Linked DNA regions of Homo sapiens: regions 2 and 3 are each linked to region 1. Evidence: read pairs that join two places in POLR2A ChIA-PET (ENCODE). Cell type or tissue: Caco-2. All regions are shown on one strand. Region 1 has its middle 14 kb from the start of TNFAIP8L1. Region 2 overlaps DPP9 (dipeptidyl peptidase 9). Region 3 overlaps TLE2 (TLE family member 2, transcriptional corepressor).

Evidence for each region. ChIA-PET counts read pairs that join two places held together with the same protein. Peaks named below come from ENCODE experiments on the same cell type or tissue, not always from the same donor. Only the 100,000 strongest peaks of a DNase experiment are listed, where the experiment ranks them.
Region 2: POLR2A ChIA-PET joins it to region 1 with 5 read pairs; 5 of 35 experiments call an interaction of 5 or more read pairs at or near these places.
Region 3: POLR2A ChIA-PET joins it to region 1 with 9 read pairs; 1 of 35 experiments calls an interaction of 5 or more read pairs at or near these places.

Annotation. Positions count from the first base shown.
Region 1 is chr19:4,623,778-4,626,277 of GRCh38, forward strand. No RefSeq gene overlaps it. Among named protein-coding and RNA genes, the nearest start is that of TNFAIP8L1, 14 kb to the right of the region's middle. In Caco-2, no CTCF peak of the experiment used is centred here; a DNase peak (open chromatin) is centred at 1,164.
Region 2 is chr19:4,673,699-4,676,198 of GRCh38, forward strand. DPP9 (dipeptidyl peptidase 9) reads right to left here. Exons shown (of 22, transcript NM_139159.5): 22 at 1,529-2,500. Among named protein-coding and RNA genes, the nearest start is that of DPP9-AS1, 4.3 kb to the right of the region's middle. RefSeq lists an enhancer at 2,273-2,500. In Caco-2, no CTCF peak of the experiment used is centred here; no DNase peak of the experiment used is centred here.
Region 3 is chr19:3,005,267-3,007,766 of GRCh38, forward strand. It overlaps TLE2 (TLE family member 2, transcriptional corepressor), which reads right to left. Exons shown (of 20, transcript NM_003260.5): 15 at 1,154-1,403; 16 at 455-702; 17 at 171-318. Among named protein-coding and RNA genes, the nearest start is that of TLE2, 23 kb to the right of the region's middle. RefSeq lists an enhancer at 849-1,783 and a silencer at 1,892-2,089. In Caco-2, no CTCF peak of the experiment used is centred here; a DNase peak (open chromatin) is centred at 1,005.

The DNA of each region.
Region 1 (2,500 bases):
GCATGATCACAGCTCACTACAGCCTTGAACTCCTGGACTCAAGCAATCCTCTTGCCTCAGCTTCCCCCGTAGCTGGAACGTAGCTAGCACACCACCATACCTGGTGCTTGTATTTTCTTTTTTTTTTTTTTTGAGACGGAGTTTCGCTTTTGTTTCCCAGGCTGGAGTGCAATGGCATGATCTCCGGTTCACTGCAAGCTCCGCCTCCCGGATTCAAGCCATTCTCCTGCCTCAGCCTCCCGAGTAGCTGGGATTACAGGCATGTGCCACCACACCTGGCTAATTTTGTATTTTTAGCAGAGATGGGGTTTCTCCGTGTGGGTCAGGGTGGTCTCGAACTCCCAACCTCAGGTGATCCACCCACTTCGGCCTCCCAAAGTGCTGGGATTCCAGGCGTGAGCCACCGCACCCAGCGCTTGTATTTTCTTTAGAACATTTTTTATCACCCGGAATTCTCTTAGGCTAATATTTGTAATTTGTTAAGCACAGTTAAGGGAACTGGATCTGGACTGCCTAACCCCTCCCAAGTCCCAACTACAGGCTGGCCCCTGCCAGCCTGTCCCTGTAGCCTTCATTTTCACTCTCCCTGCATTATTCAGTCACCACTCAGCAAACATGTTTTAAGTGGCTACTGCACTAGACCGTGTATCTCATGGCTCCTAGTCCTGCCCTGGTGCTTACAATCACCCAGGGAGTTTCAAATTCCAACCAACACCTTCCATCCCTCCCCTCCACTGGAGATTATGAATGAATCGGTCTAGAGCTGGGGGCTGGGAAAAGGATTCAAGTGTGCCCTCAGGACATAGAACAATTGCTGTAGGTTTTGTTTTTTCCTTTTTTTTTTTTTTTTTTTTTTTGAGGCAGCGTCTCACTCTGTCGCCCAGGCTGCAGTGCAGTGGTGTGATTTCGGCTCACTGCAACCTCCGCCTCCCAGGCTCAAGTGATTCTCCTGCCGCAGCCTCCTGAGTAGTAGCTGGGATTACAGGTGCATGCCACCACGCCTGGCTAAGTTTTGTATTTTAAGTAGAGATGGGTTTCACCATGTTGGCCAGGCTGGTCTTGAACTCCTGATCTCAGGCGTTCCTCCCACCTTGGCCTCCCAAAGTGCTAGGATGACAGGCATGAGCCAACATGCCCAGCCTCTGCAATAGGTTTTCTTATCTCCCAAAGGCCGTGCTCACTGCTGCCCCCAAGCCTTTGCTGAAGCTGGTCCCTCTGCTGGAACACACTCCTGCTTCCTCTCCACCTATTTAAATCCTCCATAACTTTCTTTGTTATAAACATTTTTTTTTTCTAATTTTGAGGAAAGTAAAAAGGAAAGACAAGTGCAAAGACAAATATAGCAAGCACCTGTGTTTCCTCCACACAGGACCAGCGGTGCTTAACCCTTCTCATGTTTGCTTCAGGCCTGTTTTGTTTTGTAAGTAAGAATGGAAATACTGGAAGTCAAGGTACAGTGGCCTTTGACCTCCTCCAGTCACGCATTTTTCTACATTCTTATGTGTATAAACTCTCACCCATCCATGAACGTGACTAGTGTAATTTTGCACACTAAAAATAAATCTTAATATTCTCATAAGGTACATATCATCCTGCAATTTGCTCTTTTCACTCAATATTTTATTTTATTAATTTTTTAAATATTTATTTTATTTATTTATGGATTTATTTTGAGATGGAGTTTCATTCGTGTTGCCCAGGCTGGAGTGCAATGGTGCAATCTCGGCTCACCGCGACCTCCGACTCCCGGGTTCAAGTGATTCTCCCGCCTCAGCCTCCTGAGTAGCTGGGATTACAGGTACACGCCACCACTCCTGACTAATTTTTTTGTATTTTTAGTAGAGGTGGGGTTCCTCCACATTGGCCAGGCTGGTCTCCAACTCCTGACCTCAAGTGATCCACCTGCCTCGGCCTCCCAAAGTGCTGGGATTACAGGTGTGAGGCACTGTGCCCCACTCTGTCAATGAACTTTTAGGTTAATTCCTGGTTTTGGTTTTGGTTTTAGAGATGCAGTCTTCCTATGCTGCCCAGGCTGGAGTGCAGTGGCTATTCACAAACACAATCATGGCACACCACAGCCTCGAACTCCTGGCCTCAAGTGATCCTCCTGCCTCGGCCTCCCAACTAGCTGGGACTACCACTGCACCCCGCTCTATTCCTGGTTTTTAATATTACAAAAGGTGCTACTATGAAAAGTCTTTTCCTCTCTCTTTATGCACTTGGCAAAGTATTTCTCTAAGAACTATGACTAGAAATGGAATCACTGGAACATTGGATGTGTGCGTGGTTTACCTGACTATTTAATGCCCAAGTGCTTTCTAGGATTAAGCTACAACCGGTAACTGTGGAAGCTCCCCTTCTTCCATTTTTTTTTTTTTTGAGACGGAGTCTCAATCTGTCGCCCAGGATGGAGTGCAGTGGTGCGATCTCGGCTCACTGCAAGCTCCGCCTCCCGGGTTCACGCCATTCTCCTGCCTCAGCCTCCCGAGTAGCTGGCACT
Region 2 (2,500 bases), 50 kb after region 1:
TCCCAAGTAGCTGGGATTACAAGGCATGCAACACTCACCCAGCTATTATTATTATTATTTTTTTGTAGTGATGGGGTTTATGCCATGTTGCTGTGGCTAGTCTCAAACTCCTGTGCTCAAATGATTCACCCACCTTGGCCTCCCAAAGTGCTGGCATTATAGGTGTGAGCCACTGTGCCTGGCCTCCTTTTTGTGTGTGTGTGTGTCTGTGTGAGACAGGGTCTCACTCTGTTGCCCAGGCTGGAGAAACCTCCTCAGCTCACTGCAACCTCCTCCTCCTCCAGGGCTCAAGTGATCCTCCCACTGCAGCCTCCTGAGTAGCTGGGACTACAGGCGTGCACCATTGCGCTGGGCTAATTCTTCAATTTTTAGTCGAGATGGGGTTTCACCATATCGCCCAGGCTGGTCTCAAACTCCTGGGTTCAAGTGATCTGCTGGCCTCAGCCTCCCAAAGTATTGCGATTACAGGCGTGAGCCACCACACATGGCCTTTTTTTTTTTGAGGCTGATCTCAAATGCCTGGGCTCAAGCCAACCTCTCGCCTTGGCCTCCTGATTAGCTGCGATTACAGGTGGAGGCCACTGTGCCTGAGTCCCCTAAATATCATTTTGTACTGGAATTTTTTTCTTTTTTATACTTCCTTTTTGATGTTGTTGTTGTTGTTTTGGAGACTAGGGTCTTACTCTGTCACCCAGGCTGGAGTGCAGTGGCATGATCACAGCTCACTGCAGCCTCGACCTCCCGAGACTAAAGTGATCCTCCAGCCTCAACCTCCTGAGTAGCTGGGACTGCAGGCATGCGCCACTACACCCAGCTAATTTTTGTTTTTGTAGAGCCAGGGTTTCACACCATGTTGCCCAGGCTGGTCTCCAACTCCTGGACTGATGCAATCCACCCATCTTGGCATCCAAAAGTGCTGGGATTACAGGTGTGAGCCACCACGCCCGGCCTCGTATGTTTTTTTAAGCCCCCCCCCCCCTTTTTTTTTTTTTAAAAAAAGTGGAAATTTCCAAAGGATGGAGCAAGTGGATAAGCAGGGCAGTCCATCCCTGCTGTTAGAAATGGAGCCCACATGCCCCGCACGTTGCAAACAGGGTCTGCTGGGTGTCTTGGCTGCTGGGACGATGTGAGGAGGGCCTTGGCCTGTCGTGGTCCTCAGGGTGCAGAGTCTCAGGTAGAAAAGGAGGTGTTGGCTGGGGGAGGATCCAGCATGGAGGATGCTGTAATTTGGGTTGTGCTGAGGCTCTGGGGAGCCCGGGGGGCCAGTCCAGGCCACACACGACAGCCAGAGCTGAGTCCCTGGAGACCGGTAGACCTTCCTAGACCAGCGAGGACAGGACTACCCTCATCAGGTGGCTGGGGCCATCCTCTGTGGGTCAGTCTGATCAGGGCATGGTGCCCAGGCAGCCCCAGCACCCCAGGAGTCCCCACAGATGGCAGTGCCCTTCTGCCATGTCTTGTCTGTTGCCCCCCGGAAGCCCCTCCCACTCAGGAGCCCCAGGACTTAGAAGGAACCTCAGGCAGGTGACATGTTTCCAACTGGAATCGTTTAATGTGTCTACTTCTTCCACGCATAATTATAAAAGAATAAGAATCGACAAAAATATTTTCTTTCCATAATATGTAGAGGTGGTTTGTTTCTTTTTTTTTTTTTTCTTTTCTTTTTACTTTTTTTTTTGCCCGCCCCTGGCAGAGCTCTTGGCGGGGAGGGAAGGGGAGAGGGAAATATAACCCTGAGGTGGGGATGGTTCAGCTCCCAACCCCGGAACCCCTGGTGTGTACGGGTCAGGCAGACACATGTGGCTGGGCGGCTGGGCTGGGGAGGGGACAGCCGCCACTGACCAGCAGAGCGTGGAAGTTCGGTGCGTTTCAGTGCCTGCCTGAAAGCTTGGGGACAGGAGGGCTGTCCACAGGTGGTGCCCCCCGCGGGCCCTGGCCGCTTCTCCTGTGGGGCCCGCATGACCCTCTGCTCGGGCTTGGGAAGAAATGGAGCCTACCAGGTGCTGGGTTGCAACCCCGCTGCCCGGTGTGGACCCCAAGTCTAGATTTAGGCACCCCTTGCTTTCTGTCTTTTATTTTTTATTTATTTTGAGACAGAGTTTCGCTCTTGTTGCCCAGGCTGGAGTGCAATGGTGCGATCTTGGCTCACCGCAACCTCCACCTCCCGGGTTCAAGCGATTCTCCTGCCTCAGCCTCCCGAGTAGCTGGGATTATAGGCACGCGCCACCACACCCGGCTAATTTTTTGTATTTTTAGTAGAGACGGGGTTTCCCCATGTTGGCCAGGCTGGTCTTGAACTCCCAACCTCAGGTGATCCGCCCGCCTCAGCCTCCCAAAGTGCTGGGATTACAGACGTGAGCCACCGCGCCCGGCCTGTCTTTTAAATAATTATGAAAAATATCCCCCCAAACAAAACACAAACATCAAGTTGGGGAGGCTGGCCGGGGGGGACAGGCAATTGCATGCTTGGGTGCTGGGGACGGTGGCTGGCCGGGCCAGG
Region 3 (2,500 bases), 1.6 Mb before region 1:
AGAGTTACAGGGGAAGCCTGTGGATGTGTCTGGGGGACAAGAAAGATGGACACCACAGCAGATGGGAGTCCTGTCCTGTCCTGCCTCTGGAAGTGGGCACCTCACAAGGAGAGGAAGGGATGCTGTATTCCTAGAGCTTCCATCCCCCTCCTGCCAGAACCGAACAGCACCTGGGAGCTGAAGTCATGCTGCTGCAGCTGGCGGCCCTCCCGCAGGTCCCAGCAGCGCACCGTGTTGTCCAGGCCCCCTGTCCAGAGCCGAGTGCCGTAATCGGAAATATCAATGCAGCTGGCGCCGTCCGTGTGGCCCTGGAACTGCCTGGAGGGAGAAGGGCCCAGGCGTCCATCCTGGAATTCGAGCTGCCCCAGCATCGTCCCAGGTCACACTCCTCCACTCCCCCTGCACCGAGAGCGGCCGGGGGCTTGCCCAAGGTCCCAGCGCACCTGCCACCCACCTGACCATAGTCTGATTCTGCAGGTCCCAGACCACAATGTTGCCATCGCTGCAGCAGGAGAAGCAAACCTTGGCGTCGGGGCTGACGGCCAGGGCGTAGCAGGCTGGGGCTGAGGAAGTCAGCTCGGCCTTGATACGGGGGGTGGGCGCCGCCAGGTCCCAAATGGACAAGGTGCTGGCCTCACCGCCCACGATCAGACTCCGGCCATCCGGCAGCAACTTGCAGGAACGAATGTAGTTGTCTCGGTTCTGGGGTCGGGGAGAGAAGCAGGGGCTGGGGGTTGGTCCCAGGTGAGGTCTCTAGGAGCCTAGCTCAACGTGGGGGTCTCTGGAGCCCAATGTAGCCTCATCCTGATTAGCCTGCAAGCCCTACCCTGATTGGCTGGTGAGCCCCGCCCCTTTGACCTGCAAACACTGCCCCATCTGACTATAAGCTCCATCCTTTACCTATAAGCCCCACCCATGGTTGGCCTGCAAACCCTGTCCTGATTGTCTTGCAAGTCCAATTCAGATTGGCCAGAGCCCCACCCCTTTGGCCTGCAAGCCTTGTCCCATGCGACTACGAGCTCCGCCCCTCACCTATAAGCCCCGCCCTTCACCTGTAGCCCCACCCACGGCCAGCCTGCGAACACCGCCCCATTGGAACATAAGCCCCACCCCTCACCTGTGAGTCCCGCCCACTGTCCCACCCCGCCCTCACCAGGCAGTCGAGCTGGGCCACGGGCGTCTTGGCCCCAGGCTGGCCCACGTCCCACACCTTCACACAGCCCTTGCCGCCCGTGTACACATGCTGTGTGGAGCCGCTGATGGTGACCGCGCAGACCACCTCGCCATGGGCCAGCGTGTGCAGCTGCCGGGCGTGCCGCGGGATGCCCGCGCCTACCAGTGCATCCGAGGGGAAGGGAACCGGCTGCATCTGCCCGTCCGCAGACACGTGGAAGGAGTAGGCCCTGGAGAGAAAGCCGGGGCATGACCCAGCCCTGGGCACCACGCCCCCGCACCCGCACCTGGGAGGGCAGGGAGACGCCTTTGTCCTGCCTGGCACCCTCTGATGTGTTTTTTATTTTTTGTTTTGTTTTTTGAGAGGGAGTCTCGCCGTGTCGCCCAGGCTGGAGTGCAGTGGCCCGATCTCAGCTCACTGCAACCTCTGCCTCCTGGGTTCAAGCGATTCTCTTGCCTCAACCTCCCGAGTAGCTGGGATTACAGGCATGCGCCACCATGCCTGGCTAAGTTTTTTGTATTTTTAATAGAGACAGGGTTTCACCATGTTGGCCAGGCTGGTTTTGAACTCCTAACCTCAAGTGATCTGCCCGCCTCGGCCTCCCGAAGTGCTAGAATTACAGGCGTGAGCCACCATGCCCAGCCTGATGCGTTTGTTTCTTTTTTGAGATGGAGTCTCGCTCTGTCACCCAGGCTGGAGGGCAGTAGCGTGATCTGGACTCACTGCAAACTCTGCTTCCGGGGTTCAAGTGATTCTCCTGCCTCAGCCTCCCAAGGAGCTGGGATTACAGGTGCAGGCCACCACGCCTGGCTAATTTTTTTGTATTTTTAGTAGAGATGGGCTTTCACCATGTTGCTCAGGCTGGTCTCAAACTCCTGACTTCAAATGATCCTCCCACCTCGGCCTCCCAAAATGCTGGGATTACAGGCATGAGCCACCGGGCCCAGCCTCTGATGCATTTTTTAAAGTAATTTTCTCTGTTATTATTTTGTAGAGATGAGGTCTTGCTATGTTGCCCAGGCTGGCCTCAAACTCCTGGTTTCAAGTGATCCTCCCGCCTTGGCCTCCCAAAGCACTGGGATTACAGGAGTGAGCCATGGTGCTCGGCCTCTGATTTAGGAAAAAGGCAGGACAATGTGGTCAAAGGTGATATGGGACAGTCAGTGGGTGGCACAAATACACAGGGAGTCTAGGTTGTGGTGTGGCGCATGGTAAACAAGCACTTAATAAATGTTCGTTCAACCGAGGACCCACAAAGAAACCTTGAGTGTTCCAGACCAGCTAGAGGGTCTGTCCTAGGAGCCCCGGCCACCTGTGACCAGTTAA